Regions from separate parts of the Homo sapiens genome. Here region 2 is linked to region 1. A link is a contact called in ENCODE Hi-C data. All regions are on one chromosome and are shown on one strand. The core of a region is the stretch at or near the end of the contact, and the rest is flanking DNA. Distances in the headings are between cores, read along the strand shown.

The links. Hi-C counts contacts between places; a loop is a spot of excess contacts on that map. Pooled maps may share reads with other maps.
Region 2: a pooled map shows a loop between it and region 1 (12-fold over the local background). The contact joins two enhancer-like sites. A Hi-C loop is called at or near these places in 2 of 168 maps with a recorded cell type or tissue (both naive thymus-derived CD4-positive, alpha-beta T cell), 1 of 37 single-sample maps with no recorded cell type and 9 of 50 pooled maps.

Annotation. Positions count from the first base shown.
Region 1 is chr3:128,614,371-128,621,771 of GRCh38, reverse strand. It overlaps RPN1 (ribophorin I), which reads left to right. Exons shown (of 10, transcript NM_002950.4): 10 at 1,179-1,803. The coding sequence ends at 1,361. Among named protein-coding and RNA genes, the nearest start is that of RPN1, 33 kb to the left of the region's middle. RefSeq lists enhancers at 3,593-3,642, 3,358-3,869, 3,663-3,952. Within about 2 kb of position 4,056, at least 32 of the 41 ENCODE cell types and tissues checked have a DNase peak (open chromatin) inside an H3K27ac peak, as active enhancers do.
Region 2 is chr3:129,011,495-129,018,895 of GRCh38, reverse strand. The region is part of intron 2 of EFCC1 (EF-hand and coiled-coil domain containing 1); the gene reads right to left. It also overlaps a transcript of CFAP92 not described here. Among named protein-coding and RNA genes, the nearest start is that of EFCC1, 14 kb to the right of the region's middle. RefSeq lists a silencer at 1,630-1,789 and enhancers at 1,391-1,892, 2,570-2,619, 2,640-2,749, 2,463-2,970. Within about 2 kb of position 3,040, at least 23 of the 41 ENCODE cell types and tissues checked have a DNase peak (open chromatin) inside an H3K27ac peak, as active enhancers do.

The sequences.
Region 1 (7,401 bases), core at 2,807-5,306:
CTAACTTCTGTGCCTCAGTTTCCTCATCTATAAAATGGGAATGCTGTTAGCCCCTCATAGGGGTTCTGAGTGTGAAATGAGTTAATGCATGCAAAATATTCAGAACCCTGTCCTGATACAAGCTATGTAAAGGAGTTATCTGTAAATGAGGACAGTAACCTTTTCGCAGAGGTGCCCCTCAGAGTCACTGACTCCCCTGTCCACTCCCTGGCATTCCCTCTCCTCACTCTGTGTGAATTTCCTCATAGCACCTACCACTTTTTTTGTTGTTTGTTTTTGAGACAGGGTTTCACTCTGTCGCCCATGCTGGAGTGTAGTGGCGCAATCTCTGCTCACTGCAAGCCCCACCTCCAGGCTCAAGCGATCCTTCCACCTCAAGTAGCTGGGATCACAGGTGCACACCACCATGCCTGGCTAATTTTTTGTAGAGATGGGGTTTCGCCATGTTGCCCAGGCTGGTCTTGAACTCCTGAGCCCAAGTGTTCTGCCTGCCTTGGCCTCCAAAGTACTGGAATTACAGATGTGAGCCACCGTGTCTGGCCCACGCCTACCACTTTCTGAAACGATTTATTCTTCTACTTAAGTGTTAATTATATGTCAGCATCTGTGGACAAGATCCCTTATCTGTCCTTAGTGCTGTTTTCTGGAACCTAGAATTGTGCCGCGCGCCATGGCTCACTAAACATTTGTTGAATGTTGAATGAATGTGACTATACCAGTCCTCAATGTGACGTACAGTAGGTGACAATGCCTGTCACCCCCCCTTCCCTTGCCATTGATCTTTTGCCTAATTGAATCCCTGGAACTGATTTGACAAGCTGCAAGGAGAGAAGTGATGTTCATAGAGGAGCTGCTATGTGCCAGGGGCATGATAGGTGCTGCCAAGTAGTTTCATACTCAGTCCTCAGAGTCCTAGAATGGAGATGAGGCCCAGGGATGGTGCAGGGCTTGTTCACAAGGGCGTAAGAACGGGGCTTGTGGGTGGTGAAGTTGGCATTTGAAGCCAGGCCTATCTTCCTCCATAGCCAGCCCTGCTGCCCTGGGACACTGTGCTGTTGGCTGCATTTGTGGCTGATACCTGTGGAGCTCTGGGGTCTGTAGGCCTGGGAGATGGTGGGGCCTGCTGAGTGGGGTGGGAGGACAGCTCACAAGTCCTGCCCTGCTCTTGCCTCGGCCAGGTGAGCGAAATGCAGAAGCTGGATGCACAGGTCAAGGAGCTGGTGCTGAAGTCGGCGGTGGAGGCTGAGCGCCTGGTGGCTGGCAAGCTCAAGAAAGACACGTACATTGAGAATGAGAAGCTCATCTCAGGAAAGCGCCAGGAGCTGGTCACCAAGATCGACCACATCCTGGATGCCCTGTAGCCCCTGCCCGCATCCTCCAGGGGGCCCAGGGTGCCTGCACTTTGCTGTGGCAGGCAGATTGGGTGGTAGTGGGAGGTTGTGCATGGAGGCCAGTGAAAGCTGACATCTGTAAAAGGCCTTCAAGGAAGAGAAACCAGGCCCTGCGTCAGGCAGTGTGAGTTTGCCGTTTGTCCTTAACTTTCTTTTTTTTTTTTTTTAAAAAAAGAAAACTTTAAAAAAACTCCCATTAAAAACAAAACATCTTTGTGTTTTGAACAAAGGAATTTTCAATATTTGATTGGTATTCTGTTCTGAAGTCTAAGATATTTTTCAGCCTATAAAGCCCCCTGTTTTATGCCCTTCTAATTCTGATGTTTGGGTATTGTGTGAGTGCATGTGTTTTTTTTTTTTTTTTTAAAGCGTGTGTGAACAAATGGAAATAAAGCAGGGACTGTGAACATTTGTTTTTGGTCTGTTGAAGATCTCTCATAATTTAATTCTTAATTTTGGGAATAGTGCTTTTATCAAGTGCTTTTTATTCATTAAATAATGGATTTGCTTCTCAGCAGGTTTGCAAGGCAAGCATTTACATTTTACATATTAGAACACTGAGTTATTCTAGTACCAGAGTGTTGAAAGTGGTGCCAGAGTGTTGAAAGAGTTGACGTGGCTTATGTCACAGAATGGAGTAGTGGAGTGAGGCCTCCATTTTTGTAGTTTTTGCATCCTTCCTGTGAGTCATGTTTTACTCAGCATCAAGGAAACAGTGATGAGCAAAGCAGAGATGGTTCCTCTCAAGAGGCAAGGGATTGAAAGGTCATGTGGGGAATCGACAGTGCCAGTGAGTGCCAGGCTTTCTGCCCCTCTTTCCTCTCTGCAGGAGTTCGCTCCCTGTCTCCACCTAATGAATTCCTGCTCAGCCTCAGGATGTGTTACTTAAGGTTACTGTGTCAGGGAGCCATCCGTGGCCTGCCACACTCAGTCAAGTCCTGTGGTACCCTCTCGTTTTCCTTTGTACCTCTTCTCCACCTCATATACCACGGTTGGAATGTGTGTGATTACTGAACTAGCTTCAATAGGGCAGGGGTTTTGTCTTTTATGCTCATCTTTATGTTAACAGCTAGGTGTTCAGACCAATCTATGACACGTAGTTGGGTTATTGAATGTTTGCATGAGTGGCTTACAAACAGCTTAAATATTGGCAGGTGGGTTGAGGGATTACTGGGGAAGTCTGTAGAAGACCAGTTGTGAGGAACTGATGCTGAATTCTGTTTCAGACATGGCAAAATGGAGGTGCTCGGGACATCCAAGTGGGAGTGTCCCTGGGCAGGTGGATATTCAGGCCTGGAATTATAAGGTCTGGTGTGCAAGTGGTAAATGTGGGGCTGCCGGGCCTAGACATGGTTATGGAAAAGGTGAGAAGGAGGCTGTGGGAGGGGACAGTGCCTAGGAAGGGTATAGAATAAGAAGAGATCCAGAACTGAATATTAAGACGACAAAGTAATAGTGGCCACCTGGGTTGACAAAGACCAGGACTCTCCTTACCTGGGACGAGAAAGACCAGGACTGTGGTGTCATGAAGCCAAGTGGAAAAATGTTTCCAGGAGTGAACCATCTGAGGCTGAAGAGACCGAGCAGTGCCTTTTGGCTGTAGGAGTGGATCACTGAAGCCTTTTACCCATTGGTGACTTGAGAACTGTGTTGGTGTGGGGATGGGAATTGGACGGAAGTGAGACTTAACTTTGAGTCCTGACAAAGCATTTCGCAAACAGGCTGGGAAAGGGATGAGTGAGGGCCTTCAGGAGGCTGTGCTGCTTGAATGTTCTACTCTAAGGTTGGGGACACCAAGTGTGTTGAATGCCATTGGGAAAGATCCAGTTGAAAATGAGAAGTTGAACATAGGGATTAGGAGATTGTGCAGGGGGAAAATGGGGGATCCAAGGACAGTGGAAGGATGGGAGGAGCAAGAAGGAAGACCCTCCAGAGTCGTGCTCTGCAGTCGGATCCCTGGATGGAAATCCCAGGCCTGCCGCTCTCTGTGACCTCAGGCAAGTCTTTCCGTGCAAAATGGAGTAGGGCTGTTACCTGCTTCCTAGGATGGCTGTGTGGGTCACATGCTGTCATAATGCAAGGTGGCGTATAGCAAATGCTTGTTAAACAGCGACGGTCTCGCCGAGCTCTGGCCTGAGCCGGGGGCAGAGGGTTGGTCCTGTCCTGGGGGTTGGAAGCCGTGGAGGCCACGTTTAATCAGTGTTCACAGTGGTGTGCCCGTGGACCTGGCCTCACGCACGCCCGGCCTTGGGAGCCCCTGCGGGAGGGTGCATACCCTGACCTGCCCGAGAGGCGTCTGCCGCAGCCCCTGCTTCCCCTAGGGAACCCCCGGGCGGCTGTGCCTCACGGAGGGGCCCTGCTTTACCGCGGCTGCATACCACCTCGGGCCATTTGGTCAGCTGCTTCACCAGCTCTCTTCATCCTCTTACTCTCCCTGAATCTTTTTCTTCGTTTTTTGGAGCAGTCAGAAAGCTTGGCCGAAATCAAGATAACTCGCTGGGCCCGCGTGCAGATTGGTGGGCGCCCTCTGCTGGGCCGGCGGGCCTCTCGCAGGCCTGAGGAGCGAGCTGCGCCTGCGCCCTGGTGTCCCTTCGTAACACTGCGGCACGTCACGAGGCGGGCACCGGGGAGTATGGGCGAAATCGCAGGCGCAGACGGCGGGCTCGGGCTAGAAAAGTCGCGCATGCGTGGGGCTAATTTAAAGGCGGCGCGGCTCCAACAGAACCAAAGCCAATTCTCCGGCTGTGGCGCCACCTACGGGTGTGGGCTCGTAAACGGCCTCCTCTGGCCGGACTAGGACTGGGTCTGGGGTCGGCGGGCTCAGGACCACTGGGCTGCTGAGGGGCTTAGCCATGGGGACCTGGGCTCTCAGCTGCCCTGGAAAGCCACAGGGCTAGCTGGGCTGGCCAAGGCCGGTGGCTCCCCCAGCATCCTGTGGTGGGTGCATCCCTGGGCCCAGTGGGGCATCCGGTGCTGCCCTCCCCACCTACGGGCTTACATCCTTTGGTTGCTGGGACAGAGCGCCCTACGCCACGCGCAGCCCTGCGCTTCCCTGATCCTCGGTTTCCCCAGTAGTAAACAGGGCCTCAGTTTCCCCCTTGTAAATCTCAGGGAGGAGGTGAAGTGGGGCCCTAGGTGTAAAGCCAGGTTCAGGCTGGGCATCCCTTGGCGCAAGGTGACATGCCCCAGACACCTGACACCTCTCAGTCTCAGACCCAGCGTACTTTCTCTGTGGCCCTCATGTGGCCGTATAGGAGTGGCCCACCCACTCCCACTCCCATTCAGATCCCCAGGCCACAGTGCCTTTTGTCCAGCCTTGGCCAAGATGCCTGACCCTAGTGGCCTGGCCCTGGCTGCTTCCATGGCTGCAGCTTTGGGATGTCCCTGTAGTCATAGGTGGCCTCATGGCAGTCCCCCAGCCTTGAACCTGGACCCTGGCTCAGGGAGGGGAAAACACGGCTGAAGAAGGGCTGGGTGTCACTTTCTCTCTTCCATTTGTCTTGGAGGCTGTCATGGGAGAAAACCCCAAAGGACCCAGTGCGCCCTCACAGTTTCACCACAAGTATCCTGACCGGGCGTCTGGTGCCGAGCTGATAGTGCAGGCCCCGGCCGCAGCCCCGCCGGAAGCCCATGCTGCCAGCGGTTGGGGGCCGCAGGCTCAGACAGGAAATGCCCCCGAGTGTACCCCAGGGCCCTCTGCAAAGGCCTGATGCTTTGGATGAGGCCTGGCGCCATTTTGAAGCTGGGCCTGACTCTGGGACTCTGGCCTGGTTCTGGGGCTGGTGGCCTGGGATCTGGGGACTGCTTTGTCACCTGCCTGGGCAGGTGTGGGAGATGACAGGGAGGGAAGAGAGAACCTTCAAACTGGGCTAGACCTGAAGCGAAAGCTGAATGATGCAGCCTGTCCCCTACCATGGCCAACCCCTTCATGGTGCCCCCAGCCCAGCCCTTTAGGGTCTCAGCTTCCATCAGGCCCTTAGTTCCATATGTGGTGTGACAGGCCCAGGACTAAATGCAGGGGACACAGAAGGGAGCAGACAGCAGAAGTGCTGGGCATCAGGAAAGGCAAGTCAGAAGGTAGGGCCATCAGGAGGGTCCATCGCAGCATCTGAAGGATTTGCTTGTGGGGGTTGGTGGGGAGGGAGGAGCCCAGACTCCTTTTTTGACTTCCACTCAGGGGATAGAATCCAGAAAGATTTAAGACGAGTGTCTCAGTCTGTTAAGGCTGCTATAACAAAATACCATAGACTGGGTAGCTATAAATAGAAATTTGCTTCTTACAGTTCTGGAGGCTGGGAAGTCCAAGATCAAGGCACCGGCAGATTTGGTGTTGAGAGGTCCTGCTGCTTGGTTCAAAGATAGCACCTTCTCGTGTCCTCACATGGTGGCAGAGATGAGGGAACTCTCGGATGTATCTTATAAGGGCACTAATGTCCATTCATGAAGGCTCTACCCTCATGGCCTAATCACCTCACAAAGGTGCCACCCTCTAATGCTTCACATTGGGGGTTAGGTTTCAACATAAGAATTCTGGGGGGATGCAGACATTCAGTCTGTAGCAGTGGGAAGGACAGGAGCCTGTTCAAATGCTGATGGGAAGGAAGGAGGTAACAGGGACATAAAGGCTGAAGATCCAGGAGAGAAGGGGCCAGTGAATAGATCCCAGTAGAGCAGGATTGGGTGGGATTGAGGGCTTAAGGCAGTGATCTCATGGGAGAGCCCTGAGAGACTGTGCCTTCATTAGCACTGAGGAGATCAGCAAAGACCTGTTCAAGCTTCGCCTCCTGGGCAGCCTTCCCTATTCTCCAGGTGGGCTGAGATGTCCCTACCTTACACTACTGGACACTGCTTTCTGAAGTGGAATGGACTGTTTGCCTCCCTACACTGGGTGCTCTATTTCAGCAGAGTTTAAACAGAGGCAGCACATCCATTCATTCAACAAATATCTTCAACTGAGTGCAGTGGACTTTATAAATGTCCTCCCAACACTTTGGGAGGCTGAGTTGGGAGGATCATTTGAACCCAGGAGGTTGAGGCTGCAGTGAGCTATGATCACACCACTGCACTCCAGCCTGGGTGACAGAGAGAAACCCTGTCTTGAAAACAAAAACAATTTTTGTATTTTTTGTAGAGACGGGGTTTTGCTGTGTTGCTCAGGCTGGTCTCAAACTCCTGGGCTCAAGTGATCCACCTGCCTTGGCCTCCTGAAGTGCTGAGATTATAGGCATGAAGCACCATGCCTGGCCTATTTGCCATTTTTAAATAATGGATGAGGTTGGTCATTTTTCCTTGTGAATTTGCCTTCTTATGTGTGGTTTATGCATTGTTGAGGTTTTTGCCTTTTTCAAAGGTGAGTAGGAAAGCTAGTAACAGAAAAATGGGTGCTCATTGTTATTTCTTTTTTTTTCTTTCTTTTTTTCTTTTTGAGACAGAGTCTTGCTCAGCCACCCAGGCTGATCTTGCCCGGGTGCAGTGGCGTGATCTGGGCTCACTGCAACCACCGTCTCCCAGGTTCAAGGGATTCTCCCACCTCAGCCTCCCAAGTAGCTGGGATTACAGGCACCCACCATCATGCCTGACTAATTTTTGTATTTTTAGTAGAGACGGGGTTTCACCATGTTGGCCAGCCTGGTCTTGAACTCCTGACCTCAGGTGATCCACCCACCTCGGCCTCCCAAAGTGCTGGGATTACAGGCATGAGCCACTGCATCCGGCCTCATTATGATTTCTAAAAGTCAGCAACTCCGAGGGTAGACAGGAGTGTTCAGGAAAGGGCGCTGCCCTGGGAGGGACAGGGACTGGAAGACCAGAGGGAGGGCTGCATGCGTATTGTTACAAATAAATGCAATCTGAATGGCTAAAAACAAACAAACAAACTATACAAACACACACCAAAGAAAAATCCACTTTGTAGTGGGCACTGTTTTGGGCACCAGCAATATGATAGTGATAAATGCTATGAAGGAAATAAAATGGGTGATATGATAAATGGATGTAGTCTGGAGGGTCA
Region 2 (7,401 bases), core at 1,791-4,290, 400 kb before region 1:
ACATTTGGGGTGGGAACTCCAGCGCCGAGTGGGGAGTCAGAGGCACAGTGAGACATGTGCCACAACGCCGCCAATGGGGTGCAAACAGACCCGAAAGACTCACTTCGCAAGAACACATCCCAACAAGAAGATACAGAGAAATCACCGGGGAGGGACTGCCTGAAGGGCAGGAAGGCGTGTGGGAACAAGAGGTGAGAGAGTCCATCCCTGCCCCTGCCCAGTCCCCTGCTCAGAATACATGAGGAATCCCAAGGTTGGAATTGCTGGTCACCAATGACCAGCACATTGTCATTTGACTCAGGGCTGGCATACTTATGCCATAAAGGGCCAGAGAGTAAATACTTCAGGCTTTGAAGCCCATGAGGTTGTTGTCAGAGCTACTCCACTCTGCACAGGAGCAGTCCCAGAAAATATGTAAACAAGTGGACATGGCTGTGTTCCAATAAAACTTTATTCATCGACACTAAAATTTGAATTTTATGAAATTTTCATATGTCATGAAATATCCCTTTTTTAGTTTTTTCCTAGCCATTTAAAAATGTAAAAACTATTCTTAGTTTGTGGATTGTATAAAAATAAGGGTGGAGCTGGACTGGCCCACAGGCTGTAGTTTGCTAACCCCGGATTTAACTGATGACTTCTGCTCCCTATGGAGACAATTTGTCTCCCTATGGAGGCAAACATGTTTAATGAGCCTGGAGAACTGAGGTCTCATCTTTACTCCCAAGGCCAGCCAGCACCTCTGGATTTCCTAAGATAACTAATCCTATTAGGTTATAGAATAATTGAAACCAAGCATCTGGCTGGGGATAAAAAGACCACCCTGAGGGGCACAGGGACCCTCTTGTATGGCCAGGACTGCATACTATATGGTAGCCAGGAGGGAGGGCTGTTATTTTCTTGCTTCAATGAGCAGCATTGATTTCTGTTGTTTGCAGCCATAACTTCCTGGCTGGTACAGCCTTGAGGAACTCACTTCACTTCTCTGAGGTTAACTTTCTTTCCAGTGAAATGTCTGCCTCACGGGGGTGGGCAGAATGTCTAGGAATGGGCCCCCAAGTTCCACACCCTAATTCTCAAAGCCTGTGAGTGAAGTGAGCCTGTCACTCAGAGATGGCATGATGTTCTGTGGCACAGCTGACCAGAAGACGGGATTATCCCTGTCTAATCACACAAGTCCCTTGAAATGCAGATAGCTTTCTGGGCTGGTGTAGAAGAGGCTGTGAGAGAGATGTGAAGTGTGAGAAGGACATGGGGCAGGTCGTTGCTGGCTGGAAGATGAAAGCAATGTGGGTGAAGGAATGCAGAGAGCAACCCCAGCTGACAGCCGGCAAGGAAATAGGGCCTCGGTCCCACGGCCAAAAGGAGCTGGATTCTGCCAACACTGGAACGGGCTTTCCCAGGGGGTCCAGACCCGGCCAAGGGTGCCTTGCTTTCGGCCTTGTGCGAGCTTGTGCAGAGAAGCCCGCCACGCCCGCCTGGACTTCCGGCCTACGGAATTATGAGGTCACAGGTGGGTGTTGTTTCAAGTCACTAAGAGTGTGGTGATCGGCTATGGTTGTGATAGAAACCAAATTCAGCCATCCAAACAACCACACCCCATCTGCTGTCAGCTCAACCCCGACTGTGGCCTTGTGCTCCCAGAGAGACTTGACTGGCCTGAGCCAATCATGAAGCCGCCTTCACGAAGCCTCAATCATGAAGCTTCCTTCAGATTGGTTTAGAAACAGGCATGTGATGCAATTCTGGCCAAAGAGAGGTGAGGGGAAGTCTGCCAGGAGGACCCGTGGATATGGCAGTGATGCCTGAGGCCATGGCAGCTCTCTTGCAACCATGAGGGGTCCTTGCTGACAGGCCAAAATGACAAGCTGAGGAAAACAGAGTGGAAGATGAATCAGGTCCTTGAAAACTTTACTGAACTGCCAAGGAACTGCTCTCCCCTGGACTTCTCACATGAGATAATAAATGTCCTTGTGGTTTAAGCCATTCTGAGTTGGGTTTTATGTTCTTGCAGCATAAAGCATCATCACTGATAAACCACTCACAGCACTGCTTGGGAGTGCAATAAGGTTGTACAGATAAAGTCCTTAGTGCAGTGCCTAACACCCAGTGAGTGCTCAAAAATGTTAGCTTTTGTTCCTTAATCAGTTCCGCCCCCTCCTGCCTCAGGCCCTGTACGAGTCAGGGTTTGACCAGAGAAGTGGGGCCAGTGTGTGGAATCCATCTACAGCCATGCCTGCAGCTGTAGCTCTGTCTCCAGGGCTTTATGACAAGCAGGTGGCCTGTGTGATCACGGGGGCTGGCTAAATGAGTCTGGAATCCACAGAAGGGAAGCTGGCAGGCAGGTGGAGCTCACGGGCACGGCTTATGGGCTTCCCCAGAGGCTCTAGACACGGGCGTGCCCATGAGCTCCACCTGCCTGCCAGCTTCCCTTTTGTGGACTTCAGGCTTGCTTAGCCAGCCCCCACAATCACACAGCCCACTTCCTTGTCATAAAGTCCTTCAGAAAGAGCTACAGCTTGTAGGCCTGGCTGTAGATGGATTCCACACCCTTCTGTCCACAGGTGGAACTTCTCTTTCACACAGAAGCCTGTTTGGCTCTTGAAGCCCACCCAGACCAGCCAGGATAATGTCCCTTACCTAAAGTCAACTGATGACAGACTTTAATCCATATGCAGAATACCTGTACAGCAACTGTAGCTTAGTGTTTGACCGGTTAACTTGCTGTAACCAAGGGAGCGGTCAAGGCATCACATCAAAGCCAGGGGGACGCATCAAAAGCCCATTACACCGCCTGGGCTCAGTTTATTCTGGAATAGATGAAAAATGTCACTGCTGTCTTTTTCTCTCTGCTTCCTATGCTCTGAGCCGCTCAGTGACTCAGCAAGTCTCAGGAAGCTGCAGAGCTGACAGGTCCCTCAGAACCCAGCCAGGCTACTTTGGGCCATCAGGCCACGGCCACGCTGCAGCACCTACTCTGGGAGGTCCTGGAGGTTCGCACACAGCGGCTTCCTTTGCTGCATGGCGTTTCCTGAGTGAAGCAGCCTTACAGGAAACAGAGAGCAACATGTGAAAACAAGAGAACAACAGCAGGAAGAACAGCTTGGGGTAGGGGGGCGGGATGCAGCAGAGGAAGGGCGGAAAATAAATCACAAGGGGTGGGGGGACAGTCCTCAGGGGTCCTCTGTGACTCCTCTCTGGTCCCTACCTGAATTCGGGAACCCCCCCAACTTTACTGAGCAGGGGATGGCGGTGGGAAGGGTGCAACAGGAGTGTGCGAGCAGACACGGACACTCAGCTCTCGGGGGCGCCGTGCAGGGTGTCAGCCTGGGCTGGGTGACTTCTAAGGCCCTGCCAGCCCAAGCTGCTGACTTGGTTCTTTAATTCACCGAAGGATGAAGTATTGAGCCAGCCACTGTCCTTAGCAATGGCATGGCCCCTGACCTCACAGAGCTTACCCCGCAACCTCCCCCCCCGAAGGAGCAGACCTCAATGAAGTCATCACAAAAATACATGAAGGACAGAAAAGTCCAGGGGCCGTGAAAGACGTTAGGAAGAGGCTGTAGATGGAGGTGGGGCCTCCCTAAAGAGTTGGGGTCTGGCAAGACCTGAAGGGTGAATGTGGATTGGTCAGGAGTAGGCTTGGGGATGGTGGAGGGAGCCGTATGCCCAAAGGGCCTGAGAAGGGGAGCCCTGGAGGGTCAGTGTGGCTGCAGGAGAGGATGGGAAAGGGCCTGGTCACTCACAGTCATGATGGTCACCAGAGGAGGTCACAGGAGAGTTGTGAGTGGGCGAGCCCGAGGTGGGATCTGGGTGTTGAAAAGATTAACCTGATGCTGTGTGGTCCGTGGTTCTGATGGAGCTGGGACACCAGTCAGGAGGCTAGGACAGCTGTCCAGGAGTGGTGCTGGGGCTGGGCTGGGTGGTGGGTGCGACTGGAGAGTAGCAGGTGGGTCTGAGCCACTTGGAGCTGAGACTTAGCAGGACTCCGTGTGTACAGGTGAGGAGGGCTCTTCACCTGCTCCTCCTCACTGGCCCCTCCTCACTGGCCCCTCGGCATCCAGGCTGGCTCCAACCTGCTCGTCCCCGTGCAGGCAGTGCAGACAAGCCAAGCTTGTGCCCAGCCCTGTGATTTTGCTATGGGAGTCACCTCCGCCCTGGATCACACAAGTCATGGCCCCACCTTGCCACTCAGGCCTCAATTCCAGGGTCACATCTCAGAGAAGTCTCCTGTGATGGGCTGGTTGTGTCTCCCCAATTCATATGTTGATGTCCAGACCCCCAGAGCTCCTCATAATGTGATCTTATTTGGCGATGGGACCTTTAATGAGGTAATCAAGTTAAAATGAGGTCTTTAGGGTGGGCCCTAATCCAGTCTGACTGGTGTCCTTCTAAGAAGAGGGGATTAGGACAGAAATACACACAGAAGGAAGACCACGCGAGGATACAGGGAGAAGGCGGCCCTGGCTGCCAGCCCAGGAGAGAGGCCGCAGGAGAAGCCAACGCTGCGACACCGCACTCTGGTCAGCCTCCACAGCTGTGGGAGACAAATGCCTGTTGTTGAAGCTCCTGGTCTGTGGGGCTTGTCACAGCAGCCCGAGCTGACTCACACTCCCTGACCCTCCCCTCGTCCACCCGCTTAGTTACTGGTGGTCAACAGCGTAACGCACTGAGAGTTGGTCCACGAGGGCAGGGTCTCTGCCTCTTCCCAGCTGCCTCCCTCATGCCCAGGACAGCATGGGCCCTCTCTAGGCACTTGACAGAATTTGGTTGAATGAAGAAAAGCCAATGGTTATTTCTGACAGAAAATCATGAAGAGGCAAAATGAAGAGCCTGAAGACTCTGTCTGCCCCTTCCTGGGTCTCTGACTTTGGGTGGCTCCAGGCTTCTCCAGTCACCTCGGTCCTCTCCGGAAAAGCCCCCACCCCCAACTCAGAGCACATTCTGACAGTCGCTCCTGCCCCTGCCTAGTCACAAAGAAGCCACGGCCCTTCCTTGGCCAGGTCCTCTGCCCGGCTCAGGGGGACTGGGTGCCATCATTGCCCACAAGTAGCCCCCCATCCAGCCCCCTGACTACTGTTCTTTGGAGAACAGACTCCTCCATTTCTCTTGGCCCATGTGTCGGGCAGGGCCAATGGCGGGAATGTTTTAGCCAGGTCTAGCTAATCAGAGTGGCAGTGATTGGTCCAGAGTACTCACATGACCCTAGGCTGGCCAGTCAGCATGCTCCATTTCCCTGGTACCAGTGACTGGTTCCAGGATGGGTGTGGCCTATGTTGGAACTACTGGGAAAGAGAAAGTGTTTCTGATGGGGGTGATTGGGAGGATAGGAGCTAATCCTGATGATGATGGTAGCTGTCTTGCTACCTTATGGGAAGAATGTCTGAAATCAGAGCCAACTAGGAGAAAGACAAGATAAAGGATAGAAAGAAAGAGATTCCAGGTAGCATGACTTGAGCTCCTGGATCTAGCCATGCCTGAAGCTATATACGCTTGAGATTTTTAGTTGATAAATAAGTGCCGTTCCTACTTTTCTTTTGGCCTAAGGCAGTGAGAGTGCTTTTAGTCATTAGCAACTAAAAAATCCAATATAATATAGAACCCTCTCCATCCAAAGGAAGCATACTTTTATTTTTTGTCATTTTTTTCTACACAAGACCACTTTGACTGTCTATATCCAAGGCTGTACCGTCAAAACAATCTGGCGATCATGATGCCCACCCCCTTGTGTCCTCCAGAGCTCACCCGGCTTGGGTCTGCAGAACCATGTATACTACCCCTGACTTAGGCCAGGTCATGTGAAAGTCCTGACACTGGCACGTCTGGAGCTACAGGACAAGCCAGGCCTCCACCCAGGAACTGGCCTCTTCTTCCAATGTCTCCTTGTGGGTAAATAGCATATCCTTATGTGAGAAGAGATTCTCTCTTTGGATGAGACCACCTTAAATAAAGAAAACCATCCATGCGCCAGGCCCTTTGACTTTCTGGAAAACTGCTACACTACATAAAAAAATGCCCAATGCCCGCTCTTCCACCTTCTCTGTGCCTGGTGCTGAGCTGTAGCCTTTATGTTTCTTGAATTTTCACTTCTAAGGGGAAGTTCATGAGGTGGACATTGATTGTTTTCTGTCTAACCTGCATCCTTTTCTGTCTCCTGGTAACAGCACCAACCTTCGTTTTGGGAGTTGTCCCACTTCTATGGCCACCCAACTCTTGGCCCACTTCAGGGTTGAGCGTGTGCCCTGGTCCGGGCCAACAGGACTATCCTAGTAGCCTGGTCCTGGTCTCGGCCTGGAGGTGGGGCTGTGACCCAGGCTGGGCCAATCCACGTTCTTTCCTAGGACTTTATCTACAGGTGCTGGGAAGCAGAATGTTGGGTCACAGAATTTGGAAAGTCATGAATCTGGGGTCCCTGCAGCCATGTTCCCAGCTATGTGGAGCAGGAGCGAGTAGAACCAGGCAGGGACAAGCAGAGATACAGGTGGATGGAGAGTGCTGGAGGCACAGGGGTCGAAAGCTCATCCGAGGAGTGTGTAGCAAATGCAGGCACACCCCAGGACCAGCTGACAATGACATTTAAGGAGGGCTTATTATGTGCCAGGCATCATTCTAAATGCTTTCTATTATCTCATTAGATTCTTACCCTGTGCGGTAGGTACTAAAACTAACCTATTCTCCAGATGAGAAAACTGAGGCACAAGCAAGTTGAGCTGAAGCTTCCTAAGAAGCATCAAGACACCAAAGAAAATGTGCAACATACATAGGTTAGCAGATGAGGCAGGTCATGGCCAAGGGTGACTGGTCTGGCACTTCAGGCCACCCCATGTCCTTTGTGGCTGCCTCAGGCCTGAAAAGGCTGAAGCTTATTTCCAACCCACCTGTGGGAAGTAGCAGAAAGAGCTACAGACTCGTGGACTGAATCCAGCCTGGCTGTGCCCCTGATTTACTGGGTGAGCCTGGGCAGATTACCATCCCTGTCTAGGCTCCTTCCTTCTCTGAAGGATGCATTTATTGCACATATTAGCTTGTGCAGTCAAGGCCCCTCTCTCTGGGAGGGGTGCAAAGCCTCAGGCTCGAGAGAGGGTATATCTCTGAGCTGTCAGCCCAAAGTGTGGGCCCAGGCTCTGTCCTCCGAGAAGTGCAGCTGGGGGCATGTATTTGAATGAGGGCAGGTTTCTCTGGGGACACCACTGATCAGCCACCTCGACAGAGAGCCCACGGCTCCTCCTCCTCTGCCTCCTTGCTTTTCAAGGCCTGCCCCTTTGTGATCCTGCCCTGGACAGGGCTTGCTTTTCTGGATAGACAAGAATGAGTGTCCCTGCTTCATTCTTTTTTTTTTTTTTTTGAGACGGAGTCTTGCTCTGTCACCCAGGCTGCAGTACAGTGGCACAATCTTGGCTC